Regions from separate parts of the Homo sapiens genome. Here region 2 is linked to region 1. A link is an interaction called in ENCODE POLR2A ChIA-PET data of the cell type or tissue named here. Cell type or tissue: IMR-90. All regions are shown on one strand. Each heading gives the region's core, and the rest is flanking DNA. Links, peaks and the distances in the headings are about the cores only.

Region 1 (5,532 bases), core at 360-5,359:
AGACCTGGGCTTTATATCTCAGTGCCCTCTTTATACTATCTCAACGACGGTGTCAGTTACTTCAGTTTCACTCAAAAACGGTTTATTGTGTGCCAGGCACTAAGCTTGGCTCTAGGGATACAGGGATGAATAAAAACAGATGAATATCTCCTTCTGAGAAGCTGACAGTCATGGAGGAAAGTACTTAGCTCAGGTAATGTGGAGGATCAGACAGGAGGGCTTTATGGTCCAACCCTGGAAGTGGGTACACCCGTTTTTGGTTGTTTTTTATTCTGATAGTTTTGGGGAAACAGTTGGTGTTCTGGTTGCATGGAAAAGTTCTCTAATGGTGATTTCTGAGATTTTGGTGCACCTGTCACCCGAGTGGTACACCTGTTTTATACATTGCTCTGTCACATGGCCACTTTTAACTGCAAAGGGGGCAGAGCCACAGAAGTACTAGCTGGGCAGCCACATCCTGGCAACGACTCTGCATAATGGGAGTGCGTCTTGAGTTGGCATAGGACAGCTGGCTGTCTGTGCCATGTCTGCCCTCTAGCCACCAAATATCCATGCACAGCCTTCTTCCCTTACAGGTATCCTAATCTCCCTTCAAAGACCAGAATGAGGCCGGGCGCGGTGGCTCTCGCCTGTAATCCCAGCACTTTGGGAGGCTGAGGCAGATGGATCATGAGGTCAGGAGATCGAGACCATCCTGGCCAACATGGTGAAACCCTGTCTCTACCAAAAATACAAAAATTAGCTGGGCGTGGTTGCGCGCACCTGTAGTCCCAGCTACTTGGGAGGCTGAGGCAGGAGAATCGCTTGAACCTGGGAGGTGGAGATTGCAGTGAGCCAAGATCACACCACTGCACTCCAGCCTGGCCACAGAGCCAGACTCTGTCTCAAAAAAAGACCGGAAAGACCTCTGCTCTATTTCCTCCATGAGGGCCAGACGTGGCTCCTCAGGATTCCGCAGCCTACATAAAGAACCAAATGATCTTCCCTCCTCATACCTAATATACCGTGGGGGAGCAGAGGCAGGGTGACTATTGTAGAAATTCCCTTTTAGAAAAGGAGGAGCAGGGAGCCCTCAGTAGACACTGGCCCGTCAGCAAAAGGGCCCTGTGCGGGTGGGGAACATTCCTTGATTAGCGCCCAGTTCTGCCCTCACCTGTGTTCACTGTGTCCCATGGCTCCACCCCCAGGACATTTTCCTCCTTGAGCCGGCTAACATGGACAGACAGATGAAACCTCCACAGGTTTCTGGAGCAGTGCAGAGCTTTGCAGACCCACTTCTACGGATTTAAGTTTGTGGGCTTGAAGGTTGTTTCAAGGCTCAAGCAGTTCAAGGCTGTCTTCATCCTGGATCCAAGTTCTTCAGCACTATATTTCTCTCAGAAACATAGTCAGCTTTTGATCTTGTTAAGCTAAATTTATAGGTGGCCATTGGTTTGTACTGAGCTCCTGCACTAGGCCCCAAAAATCAAACCAAAATTGAGTCAGTCCTGCTAAAGTTCCATGTCACCATGCTGAAAGTTGTTTGACCTTTGGAGAAATCAGGAGAGATACATAGTAGCCAAATCCCCAAACAGGCCGGTTTTAGCCAGCATGATAAGGAGGTCCCCTCTGCTTCAACCTTTGCAAGGGGCAAGGAGCAAGGGAAGTAACTCTGAAAGGACTAGTCTGCTTTTTGTTCTCTGTGTCTGCTTGCTTCAGCCCTTTTCTGCCTATAAAACCAAACTCCTCTGTTTAGCTCATTGAAACACTCATTGTTTTCTTTCTCTTTCTCTCTTTCTTTCTCTCTCTTTCCCTCCCTCCTCCTTCCCTTCTTCCTTGTTTTTTTTTCCCTCTCTTTCACAGGCTCTTGTCTGTTGCTCAGGCTGGAATGCAGTGGCGCAGTCATGGCTCACTGCAGCCTTGACCTCCTAGGCTCCAGTGATCCTCCCACCTCAGCCTCCTGAGTAGCTGGGACTACAGGTGCACACCACCATGCCTGAGTAATTTTTTTTTTAGAGATGGGGTCTCAGTATGTTGCCCAGGCTGCATTCTGTTTTTTAGAAGGAGGTGTTGCCCAATTCTAGCATTGCAAATAAAAGCCAACTAGATTCCAATTTGAAATTTGATGTAATTTTGTCCTTTGATGATATGTTTGCTTCCAGCCAGTTCCATGTGCCAGTAGTTGCACCCACCGTTCTTTCCTAGACACATTCTCAAGCTTGAATTTTCTTTCTTTCTTTTTTTTTTTTTTTTTTTTTGGTTTGATACAGAGTTTTGCTCTTGTTGCCCAGGCTGGAGTGCAACGGCATGATCCCAGCTCACCACAACCTCCGCTTCCAGGTTCAGGTGATTCTCCCGCCTCAGCCTCCCAAGTAGCTGGGATTGCAGGCACATGCCACCACGTCCGGCTAATTTTGTATTTTTAGTAGATACAGGGTTCCTCCATGTTGGTCAGGCTGGTCTCAAACTGCCGACCTCAGGTGATCTGTCCACCCCGGTCTCCCAAAGTGCTGGGATGACAGGCGCGAGCCACCGCACCCGGCCGAATTTTCTTTCTTTCAAGTCTCTACTCCCCAGATTAGTTGGGGGCTGTCTTGAGGCAGCAGTATGGGTGGGAAAACCACACCCCTGATCTGCTTGCTGCACAGAGCTGAGTTTTTATCTGCTTTTGTCTTTCAAAGCCTTTTCCAGTCTTATTTTCCACTGTTTGGGGGTCCAGGAACAGGCGGCCTTTCATACTCTCTAAAGGCCCAAATTTCTGGTCTGTTTGCACTTTTTTTTTATTGCTGCTTACAAAGCCAGCAATTCTTGCTTGAGCTCCCTTCCCCAGCAAAATACCTTCCTCGGTATGATGAGTAACAGCGCATACTACTGCTGTTTGACCTGTTTGCTAGAGCGTGGGGCTCTCCAAGCACTTGGTCTGTGTGTGCTGCCTCTTGAGTTATCATCACAGACAACACTGAACTAAATGTGTTGCTGCTACTGAATAACGCAGAGCTCCGGCTGCTACGCCTACTGCTAGACCATCTGTTTACCCAGGGTTTTTTATTAGGTTAATATTTCCCTCTAGATACTGACATCTGTATCAGTTAAACTGATACTTGCTGCTGTAACAGGTAAACCTTAAAATCTCTGTTGTTTGTGGAGCAATAAGAATAGAATTTATTTTTCATTTCCATAAAAGCCACGTTGAGGGCGGTCAGGGAGGGAGTGGGTGAGTAGACTGTGCTTTGTGCAGTCATTGAGGATTCCAGGCTGGCAGAAGTTCTGAGTCATCAGCACATGGCTCCCAAGATCCTCCTGTGGATCTCGGTCCATCTACGAAACAAAGAAGCGAGAGAGCACGGAGAACCGTGTGGGAGATTCTTCCAGGCCAGGCGTGGAAGTGGCATAAACACTTCTGTCCACATTCTGTTGTCCAGATCACAGTCAGATGGCCCCCCTCCCCACAGGGGACTGGGAAATGTCCCTCATTGGGCTGCCACTTCCCAGCAGCAGCTCTGTTGTGACTATTAGGAGTTCACTATATATTCTGATTACTCATCCCTTATCAGGTATATAATGTGCAAATGTTTTCCCCCATTCCATGGGCTTATGAAGTTCATTTTGCCTATTTTTTCTTTTGTAACATGAGCCTTTGGTGCCCTGACTATATCTCTTTTGACAATAAAATATTTTCCTTCTTTTTTACAGCTAAAATTGAGAATAAACTAGGTTTTATAGAAATTCCTAAAAGTCAGTTGCTGTATTAATCTATCCTAAAGATCCATATTGAGTGGGAAGAAAAAGGGAAAACAACTTTCATCTTTAAAATTACTTTATGTAGAAGGTTCTTGGTTATCTCATAGACTGTGGCTTCACACATTAAGCTAATTGATAATATGCTAAGTTTTTAAGAATCTTTTAAAAACTTGGTCTGATAGGATTCTGTAATTGAGCTAATCGATTCTATTGTCAATCTAAAAAAAGATATCAGAGAAAAATATCTCTGAATTTAATGAATGAATTAGGGAGTAAGCAAAGAGGATTATAATTTGGGATGCACAGCCATGGCGAGCCACAGGTGCACCCGAAAAGGGGAAAGGAAGAGGAAGCTTTTATTTGGCAGACAGGGAGAGGTTCACATAAGCTGCTTGGAAACAGAGTTCACTGGTTCCAGAGGCTCAAAATCGTAGTTGGCATCAGTTCTGTGGTGGAGATGCCACTAGGGGGCAGGTGTTCTTTCAAGAGCATCTTATCTCAATTGCTGCCGTCCTAAAAAAAGTCCAGGCCAGGCAAGGTGGCTCATGCTTGTAATCCCAGTTGTTTGAGAGGCTGAGGCAGGAGGGTCGATTGGGCCCAGGGGTCTGAGACTAGCTTGGGCAACATGGCAAGATCTCTTCTCTACAAAAGCTTTTTAAAAAAATAGCCATGTGTGGCCAGGCACAGTGGCTCATGCCTGTAATCCCAGCACTTTGGGAGGCCGAGGTGGGCGGATCTCCTGAGTTCAGGAGTTCGAGACCAGCCTGGCCCACATGCTGAAACCCCGTCTCTTACTGAAAATACACAAATTAGGCTGGGCACGGTGACTCACGCCTGTGATCCCAGCACTTTGGGAGGCCAAGGCAGGCGGATCATGAGGTCAGGAGATCGAGACCATCCTGGTTAACGTGGTGAAACACCGTCTGTAAATACAAAAAAATTAGCCAGGCATGGTGATGGGCGCCTATAGTCCCACCTACTTGGGAGGCTGAGGCAGGAGAATGGTGTGAACCCAGGAGGTGGAGCTTGCAGTGAGCCGAGATCGCGCCATTGCACTCCAGCCTGGGCAACAGAACGAGACTCCGTCTCAAAAAAAAAAACAAAAAAAAACCCCACAAATTACCTGGGTGTGGTGGCAGGCGCCTGCAATCCCAGCTATTCTGGAGGCTAAAGTGGGAGAATCACCTGAACCCAGGAGGTGGAGGTTGCAATCATCTGAGATGGTGCCACTGCACTCCAACCTGAGTGACAGAGGGAGACTCTGTCTCAAAAAAAAAAAAAAAAAAAAAAAGAGTGGCCAGGCACGGTGGCTCACGCCTGTAATCCCAGCACTTTGGGGAGGCCGAGGCGGGCGGATCACCTGAGGTCAGGAGTTCGAGACCAGCCTGACCAACATGGAGAAACCCTGTCTCTACTAAAGATACAAAATTAGCCGGGCGTGGTGGCACATGCCTGTAATCCCAGCTACTCAGGAGGCTGAGCCAGGAGAATTGCTTGAACCCAGTAGGCGGAGGTTGTGGTGAGCCAAGATCACACCATTGCACTCCAGCCTGGGCAACAAGAGTGAAACTCCGTCCCCCTACCCCCCCAAAAAAAATCCATGTGTGGTGGTGCATGCTTGTGGTCCCAGCTGCTGAGGAGGCTGAGGTAGCTGGATCTCTTGAGTCCAGGAAGTCAAGGCTGCAGTGAGACTTGCATTCTGCATTCTAGCCTGGGTGACAGAGCAAGACCCTATCTCAAAAAAGAAAAAAAATGGTCCAGTGTACCTGGTCTCAGAAATACCTGCATATGTGCCAAATGTAGGTTGTGAAA
Region 2 (5,532 bases), core at 219-5,218, 110 kb before region 1:
AATTAGTATAGTAACTACAGCAGAGTCTCTCTGGGTTGTGTTATTTGCTCAATTGCGAGATAGCATACTTATAAAATTATTTCTAGATTCACTCCTGAAATCTTAACTGCAGTCTGCTTTGTGGAATTTCTTCTTGGAAGAACTTGTTTAAGAGTATGCTGATTGATATTTGTTCATGGGCCATCTGAAGATTCTGGATGTTATTTTATTTTATTTTTTGAGGCAGTCTCCCTCTGTTCCCCAGGCTGGAGTGCAGTAGCACAATCTCGGCTTACTGCACCCTTCGCCTTCCGGGTTCAAGCAATTCTCCTGCCTCAGCCTCTGGAATAGCTGGGACTACAGGCACGCACCATCACACCCAGCTAATTTTTTGTGTGTGTGTATTTTTAGTACAGACGGGGTTTCACCATGTTGGCCAGGCTGGTCTCAAAGTCCTGACCTCAGGTGATCTGTCCGCCTTGGCCTCCCAGAGTGCTGGGATTACAGGCGTCAGCCTCTGTGCCTGGCCTGGAGGTTATTTTAAATCGTTTTTTTTTTTTGGGATGAAAACAAATTTTGTTAAAATTAGTAATACAGAATGATTTTGTGTTCTTTTATCATTCATTCATTTACCAAATATTTATTGAGGCCTGTTCTGTGCTAAATGGTGGGGAGATGGTGCTGAACTACACAGAAGAGCCCCAGTATGCCTGCTAGCTCTTCCCGTGTTTACATTTTGATTTTCTGTGCTGCAATACAGTAGATGAGCTTGGCATTGAGAGTGAGTAGTCTTGGATTTAGGTTTTGAGCCGGCCATTTATTTATTGTGAGACCTCTGAAGCTTAAAACTCTGAGCCAGCACACCTGTAATCCCAATACTTTGGGAAGCCAAGGTGGGTGGATTGCTTGAGCCCAGGAGTTCAAGACCAGCCTGGGAAACTTGGTGAAACCCCATCTCTACAAAAAATATAATAATTATCTGGGCATGGTGGCACGCTCCTGTAGTCCCAAGCTACTTGGGAGGCTGAGATGGGAGGATCACTTGAGCCCGGGGGCAGAGGTTGCAGTGAGCCAACATCACGCCACTGCACTTCAGCCTGGATGACAGAGCAAGACCCAGTCTGAAAAAGAAAGAAAGAAGGAAAACCCACAAAAACACTGAGTCAGTCTTGATCTGCACATGGAGGAATCTTGCAGGGTGGTTGGAATTAACGAGTGTGTGTGAGAACATTGTTCTCTGCAGTGGTCTTTATAGGGTCTTTAGACAATTCGTGGTCACTTTTCTGGATCCCTTGCATTTTCTAGCTGCATTTTCCTCAACTGGGTTTGGGAAAAATTAGGTCTGGAGTTTGGGATGGGGAGCTGTTTTTACTTTACAGGTGAGGTAACTCCATACGTGTTGAAGTTTTATAGGAGTATGAGTGGAACCAACCTCTGATTTTTGGCTCAGTACTGACCCTTGGACTGGAGAGTCCTGTTGTCAGCAACAAGAACACAGTTTAATGAGAAGCAATTAAGAGTGCGGTCTCCAAACCATAGTCTTAATTTCAGATTCTTGCTTCTCCACTTACTGCCTACTAAACCTTAAGCAAGTAACTGGAATATCTCTCATAACATACCATAGGATTAATTAATGCTGTAGTTAAAAGAAAAACAACACCAGCTATGTAATTGTATAAAAGACTTAATAAAATGTGGATGATTTAGGCTGGGAAGCCGTTAACTAACCATTCATCATAAAAGGGAGGAAGCAAGAGGACCCACTTGAGTAGGCTGGGACAAATTGCTGTGGTTCAGTTTTACTTTTTGCTTTTGTTTCTAATTGGAGCTGTTTTGAGACATCCTGATTGTCAGAGAGAATGTGGATTAGAGGGAGGAGGAGGAGCTCTGGAGTCAGGCAGCCCGAGTTCAGACTCCAGCAACCCCATTACTGGCTGCTTAACTGTGTTGTGCCTTATCTGCAGAAAAAATGAGTTAAAACACACATAGTGAGCAGTGATAACTGTAGCTGTGATTATTTGAAAGGGGCCTTTTGAGCAGCTGCTTCTGCAAGAGGACATCCGGAGACACAGGAATAGAAATGATCCGATCAGAGTAATTAAAGGCTTTTAACTGAGCTCTGAGGTCCCAAACAGGGCACACTCCGTCAGCCTAAAGCTGTGAAGAAGAACCTTCAACATAAGGTGGGTGTTCTCTTTTAGGGTGGTGGAGAACTGTGTCATTAGGCTAGTACTGTAAGCAGTGGGGGGTTAGAGCTTAACTACGGTTGTGTTTGGGAGATAGCGCCAGATGTTGGGCTCCCTCCTGCCAGTAGATTACAGGGATTTCCTTTGCATTGGCTGGTGCTGCAGCCTTCCAGTATTGCAGGTTTCCAAGTGTTTGTAATGAATTTCTGGCCAGGGCGTCCATGTCTCTTGGTGCTGGCCAGGGTGTGTGCTGACGGCTGCACTGTTCCCAGCCCTCTGCCTGGATTTAGTCTTCAGTGTCGGAGCCCCCAAGTCTGTTTACAATCTTGTTACTCTTTCCAGCGAACTCTCCACCTTCTGTTTCACTGCGTATTTCCTGACGATGCAGTTTCATTTTGGATGCAGACCTCTTGGAGCCCTTTGTCCCAGGGAAGTTAGATGTCCCTTGTGGCAAATACCCTCCTTCGGGAATAAACAGTCTCATTTGAGCCCCTGCTATGTATGACACACTCCCCCAGGGCCCTTGTACAAACATGAGTTAGAAATGTATTGTCCCTGTATTTCACAGGCCCACAGACCAGTGATGGAGCAAGTATGTACCCAGATAATTTATCCGCATATGATTTGGTCCTGTTTGAAAGTGGCCATGGGAGAGGTGGGAATGGTGTATGTTGACACACAGGAGTCCAGGTGCCAGGCTTGGGGCGTGGGGAACCTTCATAGAGCGGGAAGCATTCGAGTTGGATATTGAGAATGAGTGGGGGCTGAAAGGTTTAGAATAGAGAGAATAGTTAAATTAGGTCATTAAAAATATGTGGAACACCTGCTGGGTGCCAGGTACTGCATGTGAAATCAGACGACGGTTGACTGCGCTCACTCTGCTGTGTTTTCTGTGCTACTCCCTAAAGCTCAGTAGATGTTTATTCACCAGGTGACTGCTGCCTTCCCCAAGCCACCTGGCAGTCACGTTTTACCTCTGAAATCATCTCAGTGAAGCTTTCCTGACAGCCCCTCTCTATGAGTTTCCTAGAGCTGCTGTAACAAAGTGCCACAGACCAGGGGCTTAAACAACAGTAATGTGTCATCTCACAGTTCTGGAGGCTAGAAGTCTAAGATCAGGGTGTGGGCAGGGCTGGTTCCTCCCGAGGCTGTGAGGGAGAATGGGCCCCATCCTAGCTCGGTAGTCGGCAGTCCTTGGCGTTTCTTGGCTTGAGGAAGCACTGCGTCCACCTCTGCCTTCATCTACACTTAGTTCTCCCTGTGCGTGTCTCTTTGTCCGCATTTTCCGTTTTATAAGGACATAAGTCATTTTGGATTAGGTCTGCCTTGTGGACCCCATCTTAACTAATTACATCTGTAGCGACCCTATTTCCAAATAAGGGCATATTCTGAGGAACTGGGGGTTAGGGCTTCAACATGTGAATTTTGGGGAGTGGACACAGTCCAACTCATAATATCCTCTCTCAGTTCTTTCTACCTCCCACTCATGGACACTTTCCCCCTGCTGATATACTGTAAGTGGAGTTCTGTCATGCACTGAGAGAATTTTGTTTGTTATCTCCTGCTCTTCGTATTTTTCAGTCTCTGGTGCCTTGCATGTAAGGTGGAAGGTGTCTCCAGTGCAAATTTATTATGCGCCAGGAGTTAGTAGAAATAAGGGAAGATACTGCAGAGATCACCTCTCTTCTTGGTCTCCTATTGACAATTCCAAAGGCTCTCTGGAGTCGGGTGCCAGGTGGCCAAGGACATTACCAGGGGATACCACTTTCATTATCTCCTTTTTCCCACGGAGCAGTAATTCATTATTAGCTGACAATCAAAGAGCATTAGAAATCTGACAAGATCCTTTGGGTCCTCTAGCAGGCATTTTACACGGAGGCTTTCTTTAATGGCTCTCTTCTTCCTAGTTTCAGCCGTAAGTTTTCATGTTCCAGCTTTAGGGATTCAAAAGTAAATCATGTGAATGCTGGGAATAGTTACCCTTAGCAAAGATGTCTGTGCCAGAAGGGAGATGCCAATAAATAATTGAATCTGTCCAAAAGTTTCAGAATTCCCTCATTATATATTTGAGAGAAGCAAAAATTTGTCTGGTATCTGACCTGAGGTTTAGTTACACATTAATAAAGATGGATCATCCCAGGGCTGCAGTACTTCTGCTAAGAAAGAATATTCCAGCATAACCTTTGTTATTTCCGAGTCAGTAAATAATGTACTAGGTAGAGTGGTGTTTTCTGGGACATTAGAAAAGAGACGTTATTTGGACTAAATAGTGCTGTTCAGTCAGGATTTTCTTCAATGCCATTTAGCAAACCAACTGTCCTTAGTCTGTCCAGCTAGCAAGAATTTGTATAATGCAACAGAGAGTGCTGTTCAGTCAGGATTTTCTTCAATGCCATTTAGCAAACCAACTGTCCTTAGTCTGTCCAGCTAGCAAGAATTTGTATAATGCAACAGAGTACTTTACAGTTTTCACACTTTAAATGTCACAGGAGGGGTTCTTCACTAGGCTTCTGGAACCTAGTCTAGCAAAATTAGAGGAAAGGCCCTAAGGAGATTTATCTCTGTTAAGAGAAAAAGTTAACATTTTCAGGCTAAATAGTTGAATCTACTGAAGATAACAAATAATGTCTACTATTTCAACCCTCCAAAGATTGAAGAGTGTTAGGATTGTCATTTGTGTTTTTTTGTGGGGTAGTTGAATAAAATTGGGCAGCTAAAATTTTCAGTTCCATGTGCCTCCTAAACAAAAAACAAAGTAAGTAGTTTGTGAATTGACTGTAGACAAAATAGAAACTATGCTGCATGCTGTTTTTTTTGTAAACAGATGACATTTTCTTTCTTTTTTTTTTTTTTTGAGCTGGAGTCTCGCTCTGTCACCCAGGTTGGAGTGCAGTGGCATGATCTTGGCTCACTGCAATCTGTGCCTGCCGGGTTCATGCCATTCTCCTGTCTCAGCCTCCCGAGTAGCTGGGACTACAGGTGCGCGCCACCACACCCGGCTAATTTTTTTTTGTATTTTTAGTAGAGATGGGGTTTCACCGTGTTAGCCAGGATGGTCTCGATCTCCTCACCTCGTGATCCACCCTCCTCGGCCTCCCAAAGTGCTGTGATTACAGGCGTGAGCCACCGTGCCTGGCCAACAGATGACATTTTCTAACCAGGCACATGCCATCCAATTTACCTGTCGATCATACCATTGTATAAAGCAGCAGAACTGAAGGGGAAATATGATTGTTAAACACACTGAATTGCTTTTATGTCATTTGAGATAGTTGGTGTAAGTGTCTTGACTTTTTATATTTGGAAACATTAAATAAAAACATAAATTTTTTAAAAAGGGATGTTAAGATAGCTGTTCATCCTGATC

Evidence for each region. Peaks named below come from ENCODE experiments on the same cell type or tissue, not always from the same donor. Only the 100,000 strongest peaks of a DNase experiment are listed, where the experiment ranks them.
Region 2: POLR2A ChIA-PET joins it to region 1 with 5 read pairs; 3 of 35 experiments call an interaction of 5 or more read pairs at or near these places.

What each region holds. Positions count from the first base shown.
Region 1 is chr4:2,974,416-2,979,947 of GRCh38, forward strand. The region is part of intron 1 of GRK4 (G protein-coupled receptor kinase 4); the gene reads left to right. Among named protein-coding and RNA genes, the nearest start is that of GRK4, 14 kb to the left of the region's middle. In IMR-90, for the core only: a CTCF peak has its summit at 4,179 (motif pointing right); no DNase peak of the experiment used is centred there.
Region 2 is chr4:2,865,968-2,871,499 of GRCh38, forward strand. The region is part of intron 1 of ADD1 (adducin 1); the gene reads left to right. Among named protein-coding and RNA genes, the nearest start is that of ADD1, 25 kb to the left of the region's middle. In IMR-90, for the core only: no CTCF peak of the experiment used is centred there; no DNase peak of the experiment used is centred there; H3K4me3 peaks cover 968 bases; H3K27ac peaks cover 1,315 bases.